2 separate regions of the Homo sapiens genome follow, and region 2 is linked to region 1. A link is an interaction called in ENCODE POLR2A ChIA-PET data of the cell type or tissue named here. Cell type or tissue: PC-3. All regions are shown on one strand.

The links. Peaks named below come from ENCODE experiments on the same cell type or tissue, not always from the same donor. Only the 100,000 strongest peaks of a DNase experiment are listed, where the experiment ranks them.
Region 2: POLR2A ChIA-PET joins it to region 1 with 7 read pairs; 1 of 35 experiments calls an interaction of 5 or more read pairs at or near these places.

Annotation. Positions count from the first base shown.
Region 1 is chr11:28,303,042-28,307,041 of GRCh38, reverse strand. All of the region lies in intron 6 of METTL15 (methyltransferase 15, mitochondrial 12S rRNA N4-cytidine), which reads right to left. Among named protein-coding and RNA genes, the nearest start is that of MIR8068, 170 kb to the left of the region's middle. In PC-3, no CTCF peak of the experiment used is centred here; no DNase peak of the experiment used is centred here; H3K27ac peaks cover 1,615 bases.
Region 2 is chr11:27,399,738-27,403,737 of GRCh38, reverse strand. All of the region lies in intron 2 of LGR4 (leucine rich repeat containing G protein-coupled receptor 4), which reads left to right. Among named protein-coding and RNA genes, the nearest start is that of CCDC34, 39 kb to the right of the region's middle. In PC-3, no CTCF peak of the experiment used is centred here; DNase peaks (open chromatin) are centred at 1,587 and 1,887; H3K4me3 peaks cover 1,533 bases; H3K27ac peaks cover 2,824 bases.

The DNA.
Region 1 (4,000 bases):
TGATGAAACTTAATATTTCTGACAAAACTGAAGAGTTATAAGAAATATAAAATATATTAAAAGTTAACAAATTCCTATTTTAAAAATTCTAACAAACACATTTCCTAGATATTCCATAATTTTTCAAATTCAGCCACAAAGCAAAAGATACAATATATAAAAATTTGGAAGTATTATTCTTCATTTTTAGTAACAAAGCTTAAACATCAAACATCAAAACTACTCTTTCTTCCATTATTACCCTCTCAGTCCCAAAAATATAATCTTTGATCTTTGTCAATCCATTAAAATTGGGAATTCTCTCTCTTTGACATTCTTTAAAATAACTTGAACATTTTAAACTTTAAAAATGAAAGCATATGCTTGTCTTCAAAGAACATCCTGAAACATACAAATATAATAGCTGATGTGTGACACTACTACTTTAAGGAGTGGAGGTGCATACTGTTGATTCTCTCAATATTTTTGGGTGAAGTAAAGAGAACATGTTATTGTATCTGCCACCTAGACAAGATCTGAATCCATGTAAATATCAAAAACAAGACAGTACAAATAATATGTAAGACTGCCTGATCTAAATTCTGAAATGGATCGTTCAGATAAATATCTGCCACCAAATTCTTAAGGCTTCTGAATAACTAGTTATAGGAACAAATAATCTTTCTTCATTTTTAACAAGTAAAAAGGAGGAAAAGATGGCCTGGTTAGTCATATATATCTTCACAAAATTAATATCAATGTGAAAACTGCTACTATATCAAACATACAATGCCAGCAGGTCACTCTAATTTTCACTTGCAGAAGTACTAAAAGTATAAAATAACAAGAAATGGAGCAATGAGGTAACAGGATGCATTTTCTTTTCTCTTTTTCCCTAGAAGCAGTCTAAAATTCATCCAGAATCAGGAAGATCTAGAGTACGTGGTTACACTAAATTACTGTCCCAAAAATCTGACCCAGCTCAAGGTCACATTTAGGAAAGGGGATTCTAAGATAATGAGGAATTCCAGGAATTTGGAATTATATTAGGTCCTAGAATCGGACTCTGAATTGCCTGTCTTCTACTCTCCTCAGCCCCCTGAAATCCCACCTATTTCTTCATTTATTTGTTCATTCATCTTTTCATGTCTGTAATTCATGAATTTCTATTAGTTGCCAGGAACTCTTCCATAAATAGGCATCACTTCTGCCCCTAAAAGGCCTAACTCAAAGGTCTCCTTGTCTATAACTTCTACTTGACCCTTCTCTTCATTAAGTCTAACCTCTCACTATACAAAAATAAATTTCTCTTTTTTCTGGGTTCTCATACCTTTTTGTTCATGACTCCATTATTTATAGCATTTATCACAAGATACAAAGTGCTGGGAGTATGGGACATCCTTGAAGACTGAGCTGTCAGCATTCTCCAGCAACACTGCTGTACCTTAATCATAAGAAAGGGATCTAGAACAGTGTTATAATCAGGAGCACAGAGTGTAAAATGAGATTACTAGCTTCTAATCCCAGCTCTAGTTGACAAGAGGAAAGTAACCTAATCTTTTTATACTTCAGTTACCTCATCCATAACATGGGGATAAAACCAGTACCAGCCTCATGGGTTGCTGTGAAGATTAAGTGAGTTAATACAAGAAAATGATTTCACATAATACCTAGTATTTGCTCAGTAAGTGTTAGCTAGCATTATTATTTATCATTATTATTATCAATAAATTAGGGTTGGGCTAATTAGTCAGTTGCGACTGGAACATTCCCTGCTCCCCATTTGGTGCCACAAACTGAGAACAGCTAGACTTTTTTAGGAAAAGTTACTCAGGTTTTCTTTCTTTTTTTCCACATTCCATTCCCTTCTGAGTTGGAGTTCATGTACAGAATGTCTTTTGAAAGGATTACTTATTAAAATAAGAAATAAAACATAAGTTTACTTAAAAAATGTCATTTGCTAATTTAGTTGGCATGTCACTATACATACAGTGTGTAATAGATTGAGTTCGAGAAATTTGAAATGACAAAAGAATAAGTGTAATTTTCATAGCAGTGGCAATGACAACTATGATATATTGGGGAGCCATCCAAATTCAACTGTAGGTTTGACCATACCATTTTCCATCAGAGTGAAAACTGAACACTCTAACACTTTTCCTTCCATTTCTTAATCACAGCAATGTTAGTATAAAGAGTATTTTTTGAGAAAAATGAAGGAAGCAACATGTAAGTTATTAAACAATAAAAGGATGTCAAATTATCTTGATCAGGAATAAGTTTATGTTCCAACTAAAAGATAATGACTATTTCTTAATAAATTTTATTATTTTATTTTATTATTTTTGAGACAGAGTTTTACTCTGTCACCCAGGCTGGAGTGCAGTGGCACAATCTCAGCTCACTGTAATCTCCAGCTCCCGGGTTCAAGTGATTCTCATGCCTCAGCCTCCTGAGTAGCTGGGACTGCAGGAATGCACCACCACACCCGGCTAATTTTTGTAGTTTTAGTAGAGTCAGGGTTTCACCATGTTGAACAGGCCAGTTTCGAACTCCTGGACTCAAGATCAGCTTGCTTTGGCCTCCCAAAGTGCTTGCAGTATAGAGTGAGCCACTGCGCCTGGCATAAATTTTATCTTATCATTATCTTTTATTTTGAAGGTTCTCTCTGGATTAACAAAATGATGCTGAAAAAAGATGATGGTTTCAGATACAGGTTGAGGCATGAGCCATTGATGCCACTGTGGAAAGATATACCTTAACATGTCCCAGTGCAGAAAAAGACAATTATTCTTCTCCTTCCTACAAGTCACATAACTCCTAAGGGAAGAACATCTTGGAATGAAGTGATCAATCTATCACAAATCACACTGTTTGGTTATGGACAGGAAAATAGAATTGGAAATGGAAGTCCACACTCAAGAGTTCCAACTACTGCATTCCTTTACTGTCTGAATTACCTTAGCTCTGAATACAGAGGAGAAAAAAAAATGCTTACAAGAATATTTGCACTTTAAATTTCACAGATAATAAATGTCATTTATTAGTCATAGCAAGATTTGTTATTCCTATTTTCCAGATGAGGAAATGAGGGTCAGAGAAGATAAGTGAACTTACTCAAGTTCACAGAACAAATAAGTGGCACAAACAGAAACAAAACTTGAGAATTTTTGATTCCATGTCCTGGAGGGTCTCACTTATTCCTCAAGCTGCTTTAATTTATACTGAAGACTTTGATGCTCAGGTTGTCTCCCTCTTCAACATGACGGAAAAAGTACAGTTTATCCTCAGTAACACCTAAGAACTTATATATTTTTTCCCCTTGAATTTTCATTTTTACTTTGGCTGGGAATGTACGTATCCTTTTATTGATTTATTTGTTCAACAAGCATTCATTAATCTCTGGTTATGTACCCAGTTTATGAGTCAGAATAAAGGTTACACAAAAGTTTCAGGAAAGGAATAAATCTATACATTTAATCAACATGAATCACAAATATCTAAGAAGTTTCTCCCCCTCCTCTCATTCAAATAATTATAAGCCTTCTGTCACCTTTTGATTGTTTAGAGATCAATTATCTATTTTATCAATTATTTTATTTTTATTTAACCTAAATCTCAATGATCTGAAAAGTGACTGGTATACTTCTTTGATTTTTAACATGAGCTCTGAGACTACAAGTGAATTTCAACATTGGTTTAAGCAAAACATAATTGGCATGGTTATGTTTACTAAAGAAAATTAATGATTATTATCATAACTATTATTTGCCTCCAGTTTAAGATGAGAAAGATGAGGTCTAGAATTATTCAAGTTTACACAAACAGCAAGTTGAAGAACCAGGACTTGAACAAAGATGTTTTCATTAAACTAGTTAGCATTTAACTGGTAATTTCCTTGATGTAACCGGAGAATGAAAAGAGCGCTAGAATACGAAAAAGCTCAAATATAAAATATGGGCAGCCAGCCTCTTGAGGAAAATACCCAGATTTCTTTATTCAAAGGGATGTCTAGAATCTA
Region 2 (4,000 bases), 900 kb after region 1:
TATGGAGCCATTATCCTACTATGGAGAGATAACTATGGTTAATATTTTGTACATGTTTCCAAACTTTTCTCTGAGTATATGTATACAATTTCCTTTAAAAAATAGACTCCTACTATATTTACCACTTATGCTATATCTGCCTTATTATAATTTTACATATTAATACATCTAGTTTTTACCATCATTTAATAAATGCATAGTGCTTTATCATTTGGATGATTCACATTTTATGTAACAAGTCTCTTGCTTTGTGGTGGTGTTATGAACAGCAGTTTTAGAAACTTTCTGTTTTTTTGAGACAGGGTCTCACTCTATTGTCCAGGCTAGAATGCAGTGCAGCTCACTGCAACCTTGACCTCACGGGCTCAAGAGATCCTCCCACCTCAGCTTCCTGAGTAGCTGGCACATGCCACCATGCCCAGCTAATTTTTGTATTTTTTGTAGAGATGGGGTTGCCCTGGCTGGTCTCTAACTCCTGGGTTCAAGCAATCCTCCTGCCTTGGCCTCCCAAAGTATTGGGACTACAGGCATGAGCCATCGCACCCAGCTGTGGAACATTCTTATCCTATCTAGTCTTTGTTTATTGGATGTACTGTCTTTAATTGTGCTGCTTTTATTACAGTGTGGCTTGCCAAATTTAGCTCTTTTCCTAAATTCTTACATTACAATTAGATTTAGCTGTTTATAAGGGAAAACTCCAAGTAACAGTGTCTTTAAACACATCAGGCTTTATTTTATTTACCTGAATATGAAATCTGCAGCCTGGTGACCTGGAGCTGCTATGATGCATCACAAAGTTAGCAGAGACGTAGGCCCTGACATTCTGCTCTGTAGTTGTTTGTGTATTTGCTTCTACGTCAAGATCACTAGATGACTGTGTACTGGAGCTGCAGCCATCAAAACCCTATCCTCAGCAGTAGATAGGATGAAGTAGGGAATAAAGAGGGGCATAGTTCCCAGTAGCCAGCTTTCTTTAAGAAGGCATCTTGAGCATACCGCACAATGCTTCTATTCACATCTCACTGGCTAGAACTTAGTCACATGGCCAAACGGCAGGGGATGCTGGGAAACAGGACCTTTGAGCTGGGTATATTGTTGCCTGGACTAAAATCTTTTCTTACTTTATTACTAGGTAAGAAAAGAAGAGTAGTTATCATTTAGGCAGTTAAGGTGCTTTTGGCAGCAAGTGACAAAACTCAATTAAAAGTAACTTTTAAACAGTAAGGAAGTATATTATCTTACATGACAAGGTGGTAGAACTATTCCAGGGCTGATTTATGGAGTTGCTCAGCCACGTCGTCAAGAACCCAGGGTATCTCCTTACTTTCTAGTGTGCTCTTCCCCAGGAGGGTCTGTACCATCCTGTTATCACTCCACATAGAATATTCAGACAGGAAAGCACCTAGAAGGAGAAAAGGGTCATCCTTCTAATGCGTTCTCATTTAGGAGTAGAGCTGTCTTTCTCAGAAATCCCTAGTAAACTTCCTCTCACTTCATTAACCAGAGCTGGGGTCACAGGTCTATCCCTAAACCAATTACTGGAATGGGACCAGCAGGAAGGGTTAAGGCCAGTTGGTATTTACTCATGGAGCTGAGTCATGTGGACGGGAGGATATTTGAACAAATATAGGCTCTGCCAGGAAGGCGTGAATGGGTGTTAGGTGGGCAACCAACAGGGTCTGTCTGCCAGAGTACCTCTCTATATTCACATTTTACCCATTTTTATAGAGCCATTTTGAGCCCTTTCTGCCATATGAAGCCTTCTCTGATCTTCCTTTTCCAAGCCCCTCTTGCACTCTCTACTTCTCACCACTTAGCAGCGTATTGCATGCCTTGTTATTTCGTGCTTCAAGTGTGTCAGTGTGTACTTATCCCCTCAACTCTATTGACTTTTCTCTAAGGAAGGGCAGGGCCTGTTGTCACACTTCTATATGACCTTGGTGACAGTTACCACATTCTTGAACTTGAAATTGAGGGAGGGGTTAAGACAAAGGATTTCTTCTCATTTTGAATTGATTGATGTAAGAAACCTTATCAGTCTATATAAAAACGGAATTCTGTTGAAGTTTGTGATTAATGAACTGTCCTTATTTAAAAGAAATGAAATGAGAAATGTCCTGGGAAAACTCAATACCTCCTTTGCCATGCTTAGGGTACTTAGCCTGTAGTAAAAACTCAATAAATATTTGTTGGTTGACGTTAGCTGTATTTTTTTTTTAAAGCTGGAACATATTATTTCCTCACATGGGTGGATATTGCATGTGTTTATTGCCAGAGGGTAAATGACTAGGTTGTCAGGATAACTTTGCTCAGGAAGTATAACTGTTGCCTGGGTTTTTACTGATTTACCTCTAAAATAAAGTATTCCATGGGTTCCTGTAAGAAGTGGGAGACGCAAAGGCCAATTCGGTGCAGGTGGAACTTAAAGTTTCCGTGAATTGAATATAAAGCTCTTTAGTAGGTAGAAGAGTTCTAGATGGCCTATAAACCAAGTTTTAGCAGAAACGTACTTATTTTTTGTTAAGCATTACTGCTTTCATTGTTGTGCATTTAAATGGAAATATATAATATGAAATATGTGTGAAATAACTTCTCCCTTCTCAGCAAATGAAAGCTATTCTAAAACCTTGAGAATTTCCATAATAAGGGTTTCTTAATTCATGTATATTCTTAAAACATATAAAATTTTTACATATACTTTCATAAGAGTTATATGAAGATGCAAAAGTCTTCCCTAGTATGTGAAGAAATGGGGTAGTACATCATTAGTTGATATAGGACTGTTCTGATGTGCTTTCTTAGATGAGGTTTATACTGATAGCAACAGTGTCGAAGCAGAACTATAAAGGATGCTATTAGTTGTTAGCCCTCTTTATTCACTAAGAAAGTAACCATATCCTCCGGTCCTCTTGAAGTCAACGGTAGAAAATAACACAAAACAGGCCAGGCGCGGTGGCTCACACCTGTAATCCCAGCACTTTGGGAGGCCAAGGTGGGTGGATCATTTGAGGTCAGGAGACCAGCCTGGCCAACATGGTGAAACTCCGTCTCTACTAAAAATACAAAAATTAGCTAGGCATAGTGGCGGGCGCCTGTAATCCCAGCTACTCAAGAGGCTGAGGCAAGGGAATCGCTTGAACCTGGGAGGTAGAGGTTGCAGTCAGCCGAGATTGCACCACTGCACTCCAGCCTGGGCGACAGAGTGAGACTCCTTCTCAAAAAAAAAAAAAGGAAAAGAAAATAACACAAAACAACACTTTTTTGTTTCTAGGATTTACATTAGTTTATTTACATTGTTTTATTCCTGGGATTTACATTATTTAGGTGCTGTAGGTCTTTGGAGAAGGCACGTAGGAAACAGGCTCACATTCCTTATCTGTTAAAAAAGAAAAACAAAAAAAGCAGGAGGAGTAGGGGGCGATAAGCTTGCTTGACCCATGACACAGGGTGGTTTTGAGGGCCAGTAGGTTGAGTACCCCTTATTTGAAATACTTGGGACCATAAGTGTTTTGTATTTCAGATTTTTTCAGATTTTAGAATATTTACATCGCTTGAGCATCCTAAATCTGAATATCTGAAATTCAAAATACCCAATGAACATTTCCTTTGAGTGTCATGCATGTCAACACTCAAAAAGCTTCAAATTTTGGAGCATTTCAGATTTCACATTTTCAGATTAGGGATGCTCAACCTGTATAATAATAGGATGACGAAAATGAGAAGTACTACACAAATGATAGTTTTTTATTACATATATTGATACCAAATGCCCCTACATGGGAACCAGTGTACCTCTTTCAGTTTTTATTTCTCACAGGAGCCAACATAGTTCTGAACACATAGTCAGCCCTTGACATATTAATAAATATATGGCTCAGGACTTTAAGAAGTATGTATTTTGCTTTTTAAAACAGTTGCCAGCCGGGTGCGGTGGCTCATGCCTGTAATCCCAGCACTTTGGGAGGCCGAGGCAGGTGGATCACCTGAGGTCAGGAGTTTG